2 separate regions of the Homo sapiens genome follow, and region 1 is linked to region 2. A link is an interaction called in ENCODE POLR2A ChIA-PET data of the cell type or tissue named here. Cell type or tissue: Panc1. All regions are shown on one strand. Each heading gives the region's core, and the rest is flanking DNA. Links, peaks and the distances in the headings are about the cores only. Region 1 overlaps LOC105369468 (a long non-coding RNA gene). Region 2 holds the start of LOC105369468 (a long non-coding RNA gene).

What was found. ChIA-PET counts read pairs that join two places held together with the same protein. Peaks named below come from ENCODE experiments on the same cell type or tissue, not always from the same donor. Only the 100,000 strongest peaks of a DNase experiment are listed, where the experiment ranks them.
Region 1: POLR2A ChIA-PET joins it to region 2 with 10 read pairs; 2 of 35 experiments call an interaction of 5 or more read pairs at or near these places.

What each region holds. Positions count from the first base shown.
Region 1 is chr11:105,353,547-105,361,895 of GRCh38, forward strand. All of the region lies in intron 2 of LOC105369468 (a long non-coding RNA gene), which reads right to left. Among named protein-coding and RNA genes, the nearest start is that of CARD18, 220 kb to the left of the region's middle. In Panc1, for the core only: no CTCF peak of the experiment used is centred there; a DNase peak (open chromatin) is centred at 8,302.
Region 2 is chr11:105,510,714-105,519,062 of GRCh38, forward strand. It overlaps LOC105369468 (a long non-coding RNA gene), which reads right to left and starts at 5,284. Exons shown (of 6, transcript XR_007062871.1): 1 at 4,769-5,284. In Panc1, for the core only: CTCF peaks have their summits at 4,818 and 5,023; DNase peaks (open chromatin) are centred at 4,898 and 5,468; H3K4me3 peaks cover 2,814 bases; H3K27ac peaks cover 3,190 bases.

The DNA.
Region 1 (8,349 bases), core at 339-8,338, 160 kb before region 2:
TTGTCTGTTCTATTCATTGTATTTATACCTTTTTTCTTGTTATTTTCATCGTGTTTTATCTCTATTTGACCATTTGACATACATGTGGATATTCTGCACCAAGCAATTCTGAGTGTCTTACAATTTAATTCAATTCTGACACTAGCTACCTGGAATTATTACAGGATGGACCTCACAAAGGGGCTCAGTTCTGAACGACCGAGGCCAATTTCAAGTAGTGAGTTCTTAGGCTACCTACACTTCTGTCTAATTTGTGTATGAACTGGGGGTTCCCATGAACCCATTCTCAGTTTGGATAACTTCCTAAAACAGCTGACAAAAATCACAGAAACACTTTACTTACTAATACCAGTTTATTATAAAAGATACAGATGAACAGCAAGATCAGGAGGTACGTAGGTGAGATCCAGAAGGGTCCTGAATTCAGGACACTTGTGTCCTGGTGGAGTTCGGTGGAGCCACCCTCCTGTCATGTGTATGTGTTCACCAACCTGGAAGCTCCCCTAACCCCCTTATTAGTGTTTTTATAGATGTTCCATTACATAAGCATTATTGATTAAATTGGCAGTGCCAATTCTTAATCATGTTTTGCTCTTTCCAATTATAAAGCTGTCTAGAGAATCCAGCCACCAGTCATCTCATTAGCATACCAGAGATACTCATTATCCTGAAAATTTCAAGGTTCTTAGAAGTTCTTATGTCAGGAACCAAGGATTGAGACCTAATATAACAGAAGACGCTCCTATCACCTTATCATTTAGGAAATTACAAGTGTTTCAGAAGCTCAGTGTCAGAAAGTGAAGGCAGAGACCAAATATATGTCTTACTATGTCACAATCTTTTAGTCAATTACTATTGCTAATGAGATATTGCTGCTGTCAAGACAATTAACATTCCATTGTGGATAATTTGCCATTCTTTCATCAGTTGTTTTAATTTTTTTCTCTTATGTATTTGATGTCACAGGGTTTTACTATATATGTACATAAACTTATGTACATAGTTTTACTTTTCCTATTTGGCACTTTAAATAAAACTTTATATGAAGAGGCCGGGTGCGAGGCTCATGCCTGTAATCCTAGCACTTCGGGAGGCCGAGGCGGGCGGATCACAAGGTCAGGAGATCGAGACCATCCTGGCTAACATGGTGAAACCCTGTCTCTACTAAAAATACAAAACATTAGCTGGGTGTAGCGGCTGGTGCCTGTAGTCCCAGCTACTAGGGAGGCTGAGGCAGGTGAATGGCGTGAACCTAGGAGGCGGAGCTTGCAGTGAGCTGAGATGACGCCACTGCACTCCAGCCTGGGTGACAGAATGAGACTCCATCTCAAAAAAAATAAATAAATAAAATAAAACAAAACTTTATATGAAGATTCTTCGTTCTTTATTTCAGGAAAATTCTCAGTCATGTTTTTAAAGATTGTGCCTCCCTCATGTTTTCTAATATATTTGTTTTGTTTCTGTAAAAATATGATTTGACATTTTTATCTTAAATTTAATGTTTTTAGCATATTTTTCATTATATCAACCTCCATATGGTGGTGTGCTGATTTATGGGTGAATTCCAAGATTATTTTGAAATAATTACTTCCTTTTAGAAGTCTAGAATTTATCTTGTCTCTTGTTTCTCTATTTTAATAACATTTTAAAATTTCTATTATTTATAATTGGTTATTTTAATCTTCAACTATTTTTTATTATTGTGGCCATTTTTTCTTTGTAGTAATTCATTAATTTTTATGCATGTTTTTCTTCCCTTTATAATACTGTTATATGTGCTTCTTATAGTTTTTTTTTTTTACAATAGATTTCTTGATTATATGAAGATTGAAAGGGGCAAAATCTTCTGTTGAGCGAATTGGCTTTCTTAATTATTTAATGTTTTTTTGTAGTTTGACATTCTTTTTAGTGTAAGAAGGAATTTATGAAAAAATATTTTCTTTTTATTCTGCCTTTGTAATCTCTTTTTCTTCATTCTTTTTGGTCTGATAGATAGACTCTGATTATTTCTCCCTGACCCATATGACTATAGCTTTCAGAATCAGGTCATCTATTGGCAGTTCATGTACATTGCTGTCTCAGCCTAGGTCCTGGTTGCTTGGCTATTTCTGATTAATCTTGTCCTCCTGAGCAATAACTCAATACAGGTCACAGCCCTATCCGTTTTCATAGATTAGGTTCCAGTCACTCTACAATTTATAATGTGATTTCATTCCATTTTCCTTTAAAGTTTCCATTCCTAGATATCTCTTCTGCTTTCTTCCCTAGAGAACTTCATTTCATTGACTTTAACCCCTTCTTAATCTGAGTTTTCTGTTCTATCTATGAAACATAAACATGTTCAACTGGTTTTTGAATGGTCCAAAGACTTTCAAACCGTTTTTGATAATTCCTTATGTTTGAAGATGAGTAAATAAATCAGATGTTTAATGCTATATTTTCTAACCAGGTAACAACAGTATTCCAAGTGGCTAGCAATAAGACCTCTTCAGAAAACTCACTGTTAATTACACACACACCACAAAAAGGAAAAAATAACATAGGATTCTGAGTCAAAATAGTTTTTATTCTGTTTCTATTGTTTATTTTATTTATTTATTTTTCCATCAGGGACATACCTTGATTTATAATGGCCAGAATATAAATTCTGCAGATATTAATTGCAGTATTATTTGTATGTGACTATTTTATTTCATAATCATGTAAATGTTTTTAGTTTTTATTCCAATTTCCTTATTTTGTTGAAATTCTACATATTGAATATTTCAATGCAGTTTATTTTGATTAACAAATCAAATAAATTTAATTATAGTAAAAATAAAATAGCATACTGTAGATGTTTGATTTTTTGTAAGCTATTGCTAACATAGCAATTTTAGTAAGCAATAATTTATTCCAAATAATTGTGAATAGTACAAATTTAGTGTTTTTTCTTGCATGATTCTTGAAGGATTTTCTGTTATTTTGCTTACTACCTCTAGTGATCTTACATTTTTCTATACTTAAAACAATCGCTTTAACAACATTTAGTCTGCATTCCCATATTGTGCCTGAGTGTGGTTCTCAAATATTTTGGCAGATTCAGAAAATATCATATATAGTCTTAGAGTTGCTCCAAGAAATATTATTATTTCAACATCTTTGAGGACTTTTTCTAGAGACAAATTCAACCAATTTATCATATATGAAAAAGGAATGCTTCTAGATATTCAGCCAAAATTCTGGCTTGTATTTTTTTTTCTTTATCAGTCATGTAACCGTGAACATTTCCAACTTGACTTTGACAAGCTTTAAAATCACTGTGTAAATTTGAAAATAGTTATCTTTTTTAGTTCTACACTTAGTGTATCCACTTCTTACAAGAAGCAATGAGATATTTATAAATTTCAACTTTGGTTTCTTCTTGTTTATTGACTTGGCTGTACCATTTTAGTAAAGTCTGTTTCTCCTTCAGTGTGAAGCCATAGATGTTCTCAGAGGACATAGCCTCAGGCAGAGGATAATCACCTTAGAATAGCAGTGGTTTTAGCAGGATTCTATTGGACTATCTCTCTCCCTGCTCTCTCTGTTAAGGGGTCTGCCTCTGCATATAGCACACCCAGATTTTAGCCTCCACTAATGGAAGGCTGACTGGTCTGTTGTTTTCCATGATACCCTAAAGTATAAATTGCTCCCACAGTCTGATCCAAGTCAACCAAGGCCAATTGCAGAGCTAGTTTTTGAGGCAAGTTTTGTGGTTTGTTCTGAACACAGGAGGGGCATTGTTAGTTGTCTCTTCATCTGGTTGTCTCTATGGTAAAGTTTCCGGTCTATATTTTAGCATGTTGCTCATAATTGCTTATCATCAAAACAGCCTTTGTTTCTGAGCAACTCTTAGCTTGAATGTCCCAACAGTCAGTTTCCAATTAAGTTAGTTGCTTTATAGAGAGCTTTGGAGTGCTCTGTTTTTATGGACTCCCTCTTTACCATGGCAAAACATTGGAACCTCTGCTCTAGAGTGAGAGCAAGGAGAGTGGTGTAATTTTTCCAGAGTGACAGAGACACACCAGCTCCTCCTCAGTTAAGTCCCGCCAAGTGCCCCTGGGTAGGGTGCCTTTGAGGACCAGCAGGGGACACAGGGCAAATTAGGGATGACGTTCAGAACCAGTGCCTACAGGCATCTCCAAGGGCTTATCATGTTGGTAGGGAAGGTAACTGCTCATCTTCGCAGGCTGCCTCCCCCACATGTATCTTCCACTCTGTGAGGGAGCTGGAGAGGGACAATCATTTCCTCAATTTTTTTTGGCTTGCCATGACTAGCAGTGAGCCTCCACTCTACTAGACGGGGTTGAGTGAATGAAGAAAAACCCCAACCTCTAGCTTCAAATGTTAGGAATTTAGCCTGTGCAATTTATTGCTGAGAGGTATGAGAAAAGTTGGCAACCTGCCCCTCCTGGTGAGATAACATATCCTTTAACTGAGATGAGGAGAGAGAGAGAGCCTCATTTTCTTGGCCCTACTCACTCAGATTGGAGAGTCTGAAAAAAAAAAAAAAGGAAATAAAAGAAATTTTGAGATGGGAGAGAGAAGGAGAAAGCAAGTCATGGCTAAGTGACACAGACTGGCTCTTGGTATCACAATTTAGAAGATTTTCTTGAAAAAAATATTTATTTGCTATGAAACAATTTCCAAAGACTTCTTTAAAATAGTTTCTTCAATATGATCATTTTCTGGAAAGAAGGTTTGCAGAACTTACCACGCTACCATTCCAGAAGTCACATTTTTCCTAATTATTTATTTTAAGTATTACAGGATCTCTAAATGTATTATGCATTTGATTAATAATATTAGCTTAAATTTTCCATCCCACATACTGATTATTTCTGTCATTAAATTATTTTTATCCTTCATATGAATTTGTTCATTATAGATCAAATTTTAAAATCATACTTAATAAATTCAGAAATTTTTTTTCTAGTACACACTATGCTAGTAAAGACCAAAACATGTACACCATTATGTGGGATTACATGTAGATACAAGATACCATCCTTTTAAGAATATTATACTAATGTTCTGTTTTCTAATGTATTTGTCTTGATTCAATACTGTTGATATTTTTAATTAGTTAGCTTTGTTCTTCAGTTCTACAATTAGATATGAAATGTTTTGTTTCCAAGTGGATTTGTGGTCTTTTAATAGAGTATCAAATGTTTCTAGCCATAGATAATTTAATTGGAAAAACTAAATGTGAAACTAACTTGTAGTACATGTAATAGTAGAAGCAAAATACATTGCATTTTAAGTTAGTATTTAAAAGCTAATTACTACATTTTCTTTTTTCCATTTTAAAAATGATTCAAAATAAAATACTGAAATTTCTGCCCTGTAACCCAAAGTAATTTTATGTAGTTAAACTGAATCAGAAGCTGTTTTGATAGAAACATTTTTACAATGCCAGAAAGATGTGATGAATATTTTCATGAGTTTTCATAGAATCTGCTAATTTTCTGAATATATTTTATCTTTCTAATAGATCAGAGCTGCATTTGTTGCTTCTGAGATCTGAATTTGATAGAAATAATTGCCTTTTTATATTCTTATTATATTGATCATAATTAAATGTTCATTAATTAAAGACTAAGGCAGTCCAGGTATTTCATCTGAACTGTTCAAGTTCTGGATTTGATTAGAATAATTTTATAGCTGCCCTTAATTTATTTCATAGCCTTTTAGTATGTCTGTGGCCTGCTGCCACAGACCACATATGTGGAGTGTAAAGCAGCTGCCTCCCTGCCCAGGTCTAAGGACAATGCTGTTAACAGGAAAATGTGATATGTTATATCTAACTTCCAAAGGTACTCTTTAATCTAGTCACTCTGCAGATAAGAAATTGCCAGTAAAGAAGTTTGCAAGTCATGTTTTTTTCTGAAATATCTAAAATTGAAATTTTGGGACTACATCTTGTAATTTTGCTGCTCAGTGATTTTACGTTATTCATGAACACTCAAAATAATTAATGAGCAGAAAAGCCTGTGTCACAGATGATGAAGACAAACTTCTAGGAGAGTTTACTTCTGGATCTTCTGTTAAGAGTCAGGTTCGTTTGAGATGATGACAGGTGACAGGCAACAGCTTTTTGTTATCTTTAATTAAAATAACCAGAACAAATTTCTGGAAATCAATTATGTGTCCATGGAGGAGACAGCAGTAAGCAGAGGTTTCAATTGTATTCAATACCAGTATAGGAAGCTGATATTCAGCACTCAAAGTGGTTCAAGAACCTCATCTACAAGAGGGAGGTCAGTGGAAGAAGCCAAAGCTATTCTCAAAATTTCTGAATAACAAGTTTCTTAGCAACTGAATCAGTGGAACCCCAAAAGGTTTTGCTGAGATTGCTAAAGGACCTATGCTCCACTTCCAGACCTCAGTGGTGGGTGAGTGTTAGAATCACACACTTCTGTGTATTCTTCCCTTGGGCGTTGAGAAAATGCACAGATATACATAACAAAGTGCAGAGAAGATGTTCAACTCATGAACCAAAGACCTGAATTGAAAACAAAATTATGATGACATAACTGAGAGTCTACTTGGCTGTGAAATGCAGAATGGAAAATTGCATGTGTCAAGAAACAGGCTAAGGCAGCAAAAGTAAGTAGGGATATGACAGATACCTTGAAACACAAAGACAGCCTCTAGATAGTTTGGAGAACATTCTAGTGCAGTATCTTAGACTAGGACATAAGGAAAATATAAATAATATTGCATACCCCCTTGGAAGTTGTTACCTGGCAAGCTTGACAAATTTACATATATATATATATATATATATATATAATTGAAGGAATTAAGCACTAAATTATGTGCTGATGGTGGTGAATGTGGTTGAATTGATGCAAAGGACACTACTAGTTAGATTACTAATGTGATTACCTCATGGTGCTTTCTTAATTTAGGTAGCTGTGAGTTTGTGAGAATGTCACTAAACAATCTCTTTACTAAAAAAAAAGCTCTTAAAAATTCTGAATAAAGTTTTCAATGATCTCTGTTGAATTTGAGGCTTCCCTGAAATACTCTCTAATCTTATTATTTACAAAGCATTTAGTGGTTTTTCTCCCATATTAAGACTACTCCTGTTTAGATTCTTCTTTCTCCTTCCAAGTATATTCCATCAAATATTCCCACTCAATTCTTTTTATTTTCTTTAGTTCTCAATTATTTTATTTGTACTCTTTATGCTTTAATTTGAATCATTATAAGTATTCATATGTGACGTCTTCATATATGCCTTTGGTCCCACTGTCAGTTAGTAGTTTTGCTTTGTTTTGTATTCCTAAACAATTGTAACTCTGCCTGAATCAGTCAGAAAACCAATTTATTAAAGGATGTTTTGCTAAACACAGAATTTGGGGGAAGGGCTATGGAGCTTGGTCTGGAGGATAGACAGTCAGAAACAACTCTTACAAAGTGTCATAGAAATGGTCACATGAAAACAGGACCAGGAACAGATCTTGTTGCTGCACCATTATCTAAGTGCATCTATTCCTAACTCTGAAAACTGCTGTAAGTGGCACTTTTCTGCCCCCTTAAAAAAGAGAGTATATATTACCCTCGCTTTTAATGTACTAGCTTTTTGTTTTAAAATCTGCATAGATAAATCATATCATTAGAGCCTTGAAGGTGAATCTGGACTACAGCTGCAAGGAGGGCTAGGAAAATTTTCCCCGGCATCTTTTTGTTTCTAGAGTAAGAAACTACCTCATAATGTAAAGGGAGACCCCAAACATAGAAAAGGTGGTTAGATGCAGAAAAAAAAAAGTCACCTACAATCTCAAATTCACTGCAAAGTGCTGCACTTGAATTCCAAACTGTTGCCTGAATATCTTAAGGTTTATTCCATTAAATATCTCCAATACAAAATGTCTCTGGATAATGCACTACCTGATGGCCATTAAAATGAGCAATCATGATTTCCCCCTTACTGATCTCTCTGCCTCAGTCACTTCTACCTCCACATTAGTTTACATATATTGCAGTTTATCAGTCAAAGTAAGTCTTTAAACTTGTACTCACATTCTACACCCTTAATAACCACAGCTCTAATAATGTAAAATTGTTGCTGACACTTATTTTCCATACTTCTGATTCTCCTATCACCTGCTCACCTTTTTCTTTCCCATCAGCTTTTATCAGCTTCTACTAAACCACATCATTAGCTTATTCAGTAGGTCTGTTGTTTGTTACATGTTACTCCTTACAAGGACATTAGTCCTATGAGAACACGGACCTTTGTCTGTTTTGTTAAGTGTTATACTTGTAGGATTTAGAGTACCTGTCCCATAGAAAGTGCTCAACACATATTTGTTGAGT
Region 2 (8,349 bases), core at 228-8,227:
ATCATTTGTTACATGCTTAGCACTATGTAACTAAAATATTTAACAAAAAACATTAAATTTAAACATTTTAATTTTACTGAAAGAATTATCTATAACCAAATATAGATCCTGTAGAAGATATTATACAACCATAAAAATTCTTACAATATTTTATTGAGCAAAAAAAAAACAAGAAAAACATTTCATCAAAACAAAGTAAAATAATAAAAACGGCCTGGTCATAGGATAATTGTTAAATATAAATTAACTCCATCCTTCAGAGAACTATTTGCCATAGGTGCTATCATTATTATTACTGTTCTCCCCTTCTTACGGATGAGGAAGCTGAGACAAAGTGCTTATTAAAAAACTAGTCTCCAAACAGAAAATTAAGGAGAGATTTTAACCCAGGCAATTTTTCATCATAGCTCATCTCAAGAACAATTTACAAAATTCATTCTAGTATATATAAAATAAAATTTAAAATGCAGCACCAAAAGGTTGAGACAATTACTTAGACAAAAAATGAAAAAGAATTCAAAGTATTTCTTACTCTAAAGGCAAAAAGGAATCTCAGATGAATTAAAAAGTTAAATACATGAAAATCAATTCATAAATGTATATGTATTTACATATGTATTTATATATTTATATATATAGTTCATCAATTTATATATATTTACTAGTCTATATTTCTCATATATAAAAATATATGAAAATAAGACCAAAAATATACATATATGTAAACATGAAAATAAAACCATAAACAGATGTAATGAATGATGAATGTAACAGATGTAATTTTTTATATATATATATATATAAAATGATCAAATTAGTGAAGAAGGTAAAGTCTAAGTTTCCAAGCAATGGAAAATATTTTTAAAAAATAACTAGATTAACATATTTCACTGTTTTAAACAACTAAAATTATTTGCTATTTATTATACAAATTATGCTAAAACGAGTAAAGACAATTAAGAATATATTTGCAGTAACTGGAGAAAATCAAAAAGTATTACCACATAAAGAATTTTTAAGGGTTCAATTCATTGGCTCAAAGGATTAATATTTTATAAAAGAAGGAAGAGAGAGAGTGTACAAGCTACTAAGAGAAATGCAAAGATTCCAATATGTAAATGAACAACAGGAATACCTTCATAAATAAATTTGAAAATGTAGAAAGTATGTGTTCTCTTTGGTAATATCAGCATTATAAATTTGAAATATTAATATCTTATTTTGAACATTTTCATTAGCAAATACTTTTGGGGAGACACTAAAATGGTACTAACAGCAAAACAAAAATGCTACTCTCATACATTGATGATAGGAGTAAAAATTTAATATCACATATTATTAGTTGTCTTAATATCTATAGACTATGATATAGAATTTTTCATTTGTGAGAACAGTCTCTGATTATGAAAAACTGAAAATAATTTAGATTTTCAATCTTTAGTGGAATGTTAGGAATCTACATTCAGAGGAATATTAGACATTTCATTCTCTCTATATATAATGTACAGAATGTCTTTATGAAATGTAGAGAATGTATTATAATATCAAGTGAAAAATACAGGACATGATATATGTTTAGAAAAAAATTTTTTTTATAATATGTCAATCATTATTGATCTATATAGATGTAGATGTAAATATGTGTCGTGTGTGTGTTAGTGTGTGTGTGTGTGTGTGTGTGCAGAGAGAAAGACTAAAATGAAATTTACCGAAACACCCAATAATTTGGGTGAGTTACCATTTCTTTTTATTTTCCAAAATATCTTTATGAAGCATGAATTACTTTTAAAGTAGTTTAAAAGTGAATCATGAATTATTTTTTAAAGGAAGAAAAAAGTTCATAACACAACAGCAAAAGCATATGAATAAAGTAATATTAATTATCAAAAATTCATCTTAATAAAAAATAAGAATTAAAAATATATGCCTTTATTTTCTATAACACTTTGCTACTCATATGAAATATTTCATGGAGACCAATAGAACTATGGGTATTGGGAAAAGCCCAGCATAAACATCATTTAGAAATGTGTGGCACGATCTCAGCTCACTTCAACCTCCACCTCCTGGGTTCAAGCAATTCTCCTGCCTCCGCCTCCTGAGTAGCTGGGATTAGATGCAAATATGACCATGCTCGACTAATTTTTTCTGTATTTTTGTGGAGATGGGGTTTCACCATGTTGGCCAGGCTGGTCTCGAACTGCTGACCTCAGGTGATCTGCCTGCCTCAGCCTCTCAAAGTGCTGGGATTACAGGCGTGAGCCACTGAGCCTGGCCTCCAGGAAGTTTTAAAATAATATTTTTCTGTCTTTCAAAGACTTTAGTGAACCTCCTTTTCCTTGTCTTTGCCCATTTCTAATCAAAATTATCTTCTTATTCTCATTAATTTTATGAAATTATTTTATTGACAAATAGCCTCATCCATCACCTCCATAACCATGAATTTCAGTGTCATAAGCTATAGCCAAGACTAACATACCTTTCTGATTGAATTCATGAAAGTCTGCTTTGCCACACTAATACCGTGAAAGCTGAACTTTTCTCTTCTTTTTTTATTATGTTATGTGGTCCTTTTTATTTCTTAGGTATAAATATGTTAAATAGTTTAAAGTCTAAGAAAACACACATGATTGAAGTTATTTTATACCATGTAAACTACTATAAATACATCTTAATGATATTTTTAATTTCTTTACTGGCATTGTAATTGGCAATGCATTAGGTGCTAAAACACAAATTTTTTAAAAAAGTTTCCATTCTCATGTTGATATCACTGACATTTTTTTTTTTTTTAGGATGGAGTCTCACTCTGTTGCCCAGGCTGGAGTCCAATGGCCCGATCTCGGCTCACTGCAACATCTGCCTCCCAGCTTCTAGTGATTCTCCCACCTCAGCTTCCAGAGAAGCTGGGATTATGGGTGCCACACCTGGCTAATTTTTACATTTTTGGTAGAGACTAATTTTTTTTATTTTAGTAGAGACTGGGTTTCACCATGTTGGACAGGCTGGTCTTGAACTCCTGACCCATGATCCGCCCACCTTGGCCCTCCCAAAGTGCTGGGATTACAGGTGTGAGCCACCATGCCCAGCCAATAATTCTTAAGTTTTAAATATATTGTCCCAAATAAAAAACTAATACTCTAGAATTTGCCACAATTTTTCAGCAAAAACTATATTGATTTGACTCTACTTCCATTGGCTTTAAAATATGATGAATAAAACTAATCTTAGTCATACTATATGTTAAGAGCAAAATTACACACTATTTTTATTTAATGTAGAGGTCTGAGCTCCTTCTAAACATCAGTATTAACTGAGATATAAAACATAGAAGGAAAAAAGGAAGAGAGAAGAGTGTTGAGAATATCGTTTTCCATTTGAACTCATCAAGCTTGAAGTTCATGTTGGCTAAGTAAAAATGAGAAGTACAGTGAAATGAGTCTGGAGCTCAGAAACTGATTTAGACTGGATATATAAGCTGAAAGATAATGGTTAGACCCAGGATAAGGATGACAGTGCGTAACATTTCCAAAGACCTGAAGATGAATCTTTGAAGAATGCCACATCATAGAAGGATGACAGAGAACTGTCAGTAAAGAAAAAGATGGAGTGATCTTTCAGGTGGATGGGGCACCAAAGGTTGGATGTCACATCGGCCAAAGAAAGTGAGAATTCACGGGAGAATGTCTCATAGTGTGTCAAGTATCAGAGGAGTCAAAGTAATATAGGAATTGGAAATTTTCCATTGCGTTTAATATTAGGACATCATCAACAACATTCTAATAATTTAAATCAATGACAGAGGAAAAAAAAAAGACTACAATGGATTGAGGAAGGAATGGAGGAAATTGTAAAAAAATTGAGCCGACAAAGACCCAGATACATCACTGAAGAATAATATGGTGCTACGTAGAAAGAAACACTGATTGGAAGGAGGGTTTTCCCCTCCCTTATCAGTAGTATTAATAGAAACTAGAAATAGGGCCCTTTCTATGTTCCCTGATAAAGAAGCCACTAGAATAAAGAGAAAGTGGATAATTGATGGTACAAGGCTCCAGAGCCTCCTGCACTAGAGCATATATGTTTAGTAAAAGTTACTACTTTCCTAGAGGCTGGCATCAGATAAATACCTAAGATTATACTGTAATACCAACTAAGCACACAATTTTACACATGCTTGTTCCCTGCTTATTCAAAAAGAAACATTATTACACATAAGAACACATCTAAAGTTTTGACAACAAAAAAATTTTTGCTGTTAGAATATGTAGAACAAACTTTGTCTGTTAGAATATATTGCAAAATATTTAATGGACAGAAATAATTTACAAGTAAGCATTACTTTAGTAAAATAAGCCTAAGCCATACTAGAAAATGTTCATAATAAAATCTCTCCCTCGTATCTGAAATTCTTCACCAGACTGCTGCAAGCTATGTTATTTCTTCCATCTTTTATTTTAAATGTAGTGAGTTTAATTATCATATCTTTCTAGTATTCCCTTGCTTCTTAGCCTTCTGTAACTGATTGCTAATGTCTACAATAATGCCCCACTGGCTAAAGTAGCTCCCTTTTATTTCTCATGCTGATACCTATGCTTAAATCTTTAGTGTTAAGAAAAAAAATACAATAAACACATTTAATTCACTCAACAACTCAATGAGGGAGTGTGGTATATTGAATTATTGCTTCCATTAATTTCTTTCCTTCCAATAGGCAAAGCACAGTGTATCACCAACCTCAGACTTGCTGTTTGACGATATGACTTACTTGCAACAGTGGAGATTGTCTGCAGGTGTCAGCTGCCGATTGTGAGCAGAGGCTTTCAGAAGCAGTGCCCCAGAGCTTTGCTTGCCCTCCTGAGAACAGCATGCCCAACAGCGACCCCGCCTTCCGTCCATGTTCCGGAATGAGACAGTACATGGCACAGAGCCGAGCCCCGCCAATCTCAGATGAGCCCCGCCCAGTCACTGCCAGCCCACAGACCTACAATAGCAGGTCCTCTTTGCCACAGCCAAAGCTATCTAATGTCGATATATATTTAAACAGGAAAAAAAAATGCCTTACAGAGTTTAAAAGAATTAGTGGACCGGCCGGGCGCGGTGGCTCACGCCTCTAATCCCAGCACTTTGGGAGGCCAAGGCGGGCGGACGAAGAGGTCAGGAGATCGAGACCATCTTGGCGAACACGGTAAAACCCTGTCTCTACTAAAAATACAAAAAATTAGCCGGGCGTGGTGGCGGGCGCCTGTAGTCCCAGCTACTCAGGAGGCTGAGGCAGGAAAATGGCGTGAACCCGGGAGGCGGAGTTTGCAGTGAGCCGAGATCGCGCCACCGCACTGCAGCCTGGGAGACAGAGCGAAACTCCGTCTCAGAAAGAAAGAAAAAAAAGAATTAGTGGACCACTATTTACTAACTGTGTAACCCAAACTCAGACCTTCTGAATGTTAGACAAATTCTTTTTACATAACATCACAGTGAGTTCTTAACTAAAGAAGGGTAACTTCTTTAAGAAGTTATTCATATTTATACAAGGCAGGCATTTGCCCTTGAAAAGCTTTCTGTCTCCTCGGATCCACCAGGAATAGAAAATCTTTCTCGGCAGGGCGCAATGGCTCACGCCTGTAATCCCAGCACTTTGGGAGGCCGAGACGGGCGGATCACGAGGTCAGGAGATCGAGACCATCCTGGCTAACACGATGAAACTCCGTCTCTACTAAAAATACAAAAAAAATCAGCCGTGCGTGGTTGCGGGCGCCTGTAGTCCCAGCTACTCGGGAGGCTGAGGCAGGAGAATGGCGTGAATCCAGGAGGAGGAGCTTGCAGTGAGCCGAGATCCCGTCACTGCACTCCAGCCTGGGCGACAGAGCAAGACTCCGTCTCAAAAAAAAAAAAAAAAAAAAAAGAGAAAAATATTTCTCCATTTACTATTCTGCAAATATATTTACCTCTTGTGGTATGTAGTATAAATGCTTTACTTTCTCCATGTCTTTGTTTCATATATATGAAATACCTCTTATTTCTCCATATCAGTTGTTTTCTAGCTGGGAGATTTATTTCAATATAATTAACACGATCATAGCAGTAGTTATTAAATAGTCAACAATTTTGGATTTCATAGTGTCAATATTTCTACAGCCAGATATATGGTTCTTCTTAAATTGAGCTTGGAAAATACCTTTCTAACATAAAACCCAAAGTCTTGTTATGTACTAGAAGATCTGGAGTTTCCATTATATCATGTTGACCAAGAAAATGTCCATTAAAAAAAAAAAAGCAAGAAAATATAACATCTACAGGCTCAAAAATACCAGGCCAACTGAGACACCAAAGTGGCCTAGGATCATAAGATAATTATCACTGTTAAATAATCATTCAGTCATTGATTTTTTTACTTAGTTATTCATTTAATCCATCAAACATGTGCATTAGTTAGTTTGAGCTGCCATAACAAAATGCCATAAACTTGGTGGCTTCAACAAAAACAATTTATTTTCTGACAGTTCTAGAGGCTGCAAATCCAAGATCAGGGTGCCGGCGTGATTGGATTCTGTTAAAGGCTCTCTTCTGGCTTGCAGACAGCCACTTTCTCACTGTGTGTTTTCACATGGCAGAGAGAGAGCAAAAGGGAGAGGGAGAGGGAGAGGGAGAGGGGAGGGGGGAGGGGGGAGGGGGAGAGAGAGGGGGAGAGAGAGAGAGCACAATCTCTCTGATATCTCTTCTTATAAGGTCACTAATCCCATCATAAGGACTCCACCCTCATGACCTCATCTAAATCTAATTGTCTCCCAAAGGGCCCATCTCCTAAGACTATCACATTTCAGGTTAGGGCTTCCATATATGAAGAGGGGGCACACAATTCACTTCATAACAAACATGTATTGATCATCTATGTGCAGGATACTTTGCTAGGCACTGGAGTCCATTGGTAGAAGAGAATATCATGTTCCCTGCTCTCATGGAGCTGTTAGCCTAGTGTAGGGAATCTAGAAAGTAAAATAATACAGCTCCAAAGTAGTACTCTAGGGAAAACGTAGAGATTATGGGAACACATAAAAGAGGTATCTTTCCCAGATACCCAGAGTCAGCGAAGACTACCTTGATAAAGTGTCATGAAGCTGAAACTGACAAAGAGTATAGGTTTGCCAGGTGAAGGGGGAAGGAGCAAGGGCTGGATACAGGAAGAAAAATGGCACATGTTAATCCTTGAGTCAAGACAGAACTAAGTGCAATCAAGGATGTAAAATGTGGAGTAACTGATGAGCACTTTTTATTTTAATTACACATTTTGATAGGACAGGCAGGTGAGAGATGTTGGAGAGGTTAGTGAGGACCAGATCATTTAAGACTTTGTAAGCCCTGATTTACATACGAAGATCAAACTCAAAACATTTTTTTTTTTTGGAGACGGAGTCTCGCTCTGTTGCCCAGGCTAGAGTGCAGTGGCACAATCTCGGCTCACTGCAAGCTCCGCCTCTCCGGTTCACGCCATTCTCCTGCCTCAGCCTCCCCACTAGCTGGGACTACAGGCACCCGCCACCACGCCCGGCTAATTTTTTGTATTTTTAGTAGAAACGGGGTTTCACCGTGTTGGCCAGGATTGTCTCGATCTCCTGACCTAGTGATCCGCCCATCTCGGCCTCCCAAAATGCTGGGATTACAGGCGTGAGCCACCACACCCGGCCTCAGAACATTTTTAATGTCCTGGAGAAGAAAGATTTTGTAAAACCCATCCTATGGAGTGCCAAGGAAAATTTATTCCCTACGAAGGTAATGGAGAATGCAAAAAAATATGTAATTTTACAAAGTTTATAAACATAACTCATTTTGAAATTTTGCATTGATATGATAGCATCATAATTTTCTGTTTAGTAATCATATTTGAATTTAACACTGTGTGACAGCAGCACATGTATGTGACTATGTGTGTAATGGAGCAGACAAAAATAACAAAATTCTCCATTATAGCTACCAGTATCTCTAGTGCCACAATCAGACTGTTCTTCATTTACTGTGTCATTTTAAAACATTTACTGAAAATTTGCTATGAAGTTGGTTCCATGAAGCTGTAATCATCCTGTGAATAAAACAACCATCCCTGCCCTCATGGAGCTTACATTATAGGAGGAGAAGGCAGAGCAACAGTAAACATAATAAATAAGTAAACTATATAGTATGTTAGAAAATGATGAGTGCTTTGGAGAACAGAAATGGAAGTACCTGGATTCGAAGGAGGTGAAGGTAGCTTTATACAGAAAATAAAATTTGAGCAAAACTTGGAGGGAATTTGCCATGCAAATATCTGAAGAACATACGGCAGAAGAAAGAATATTCCAGGTATGGGAACCAATG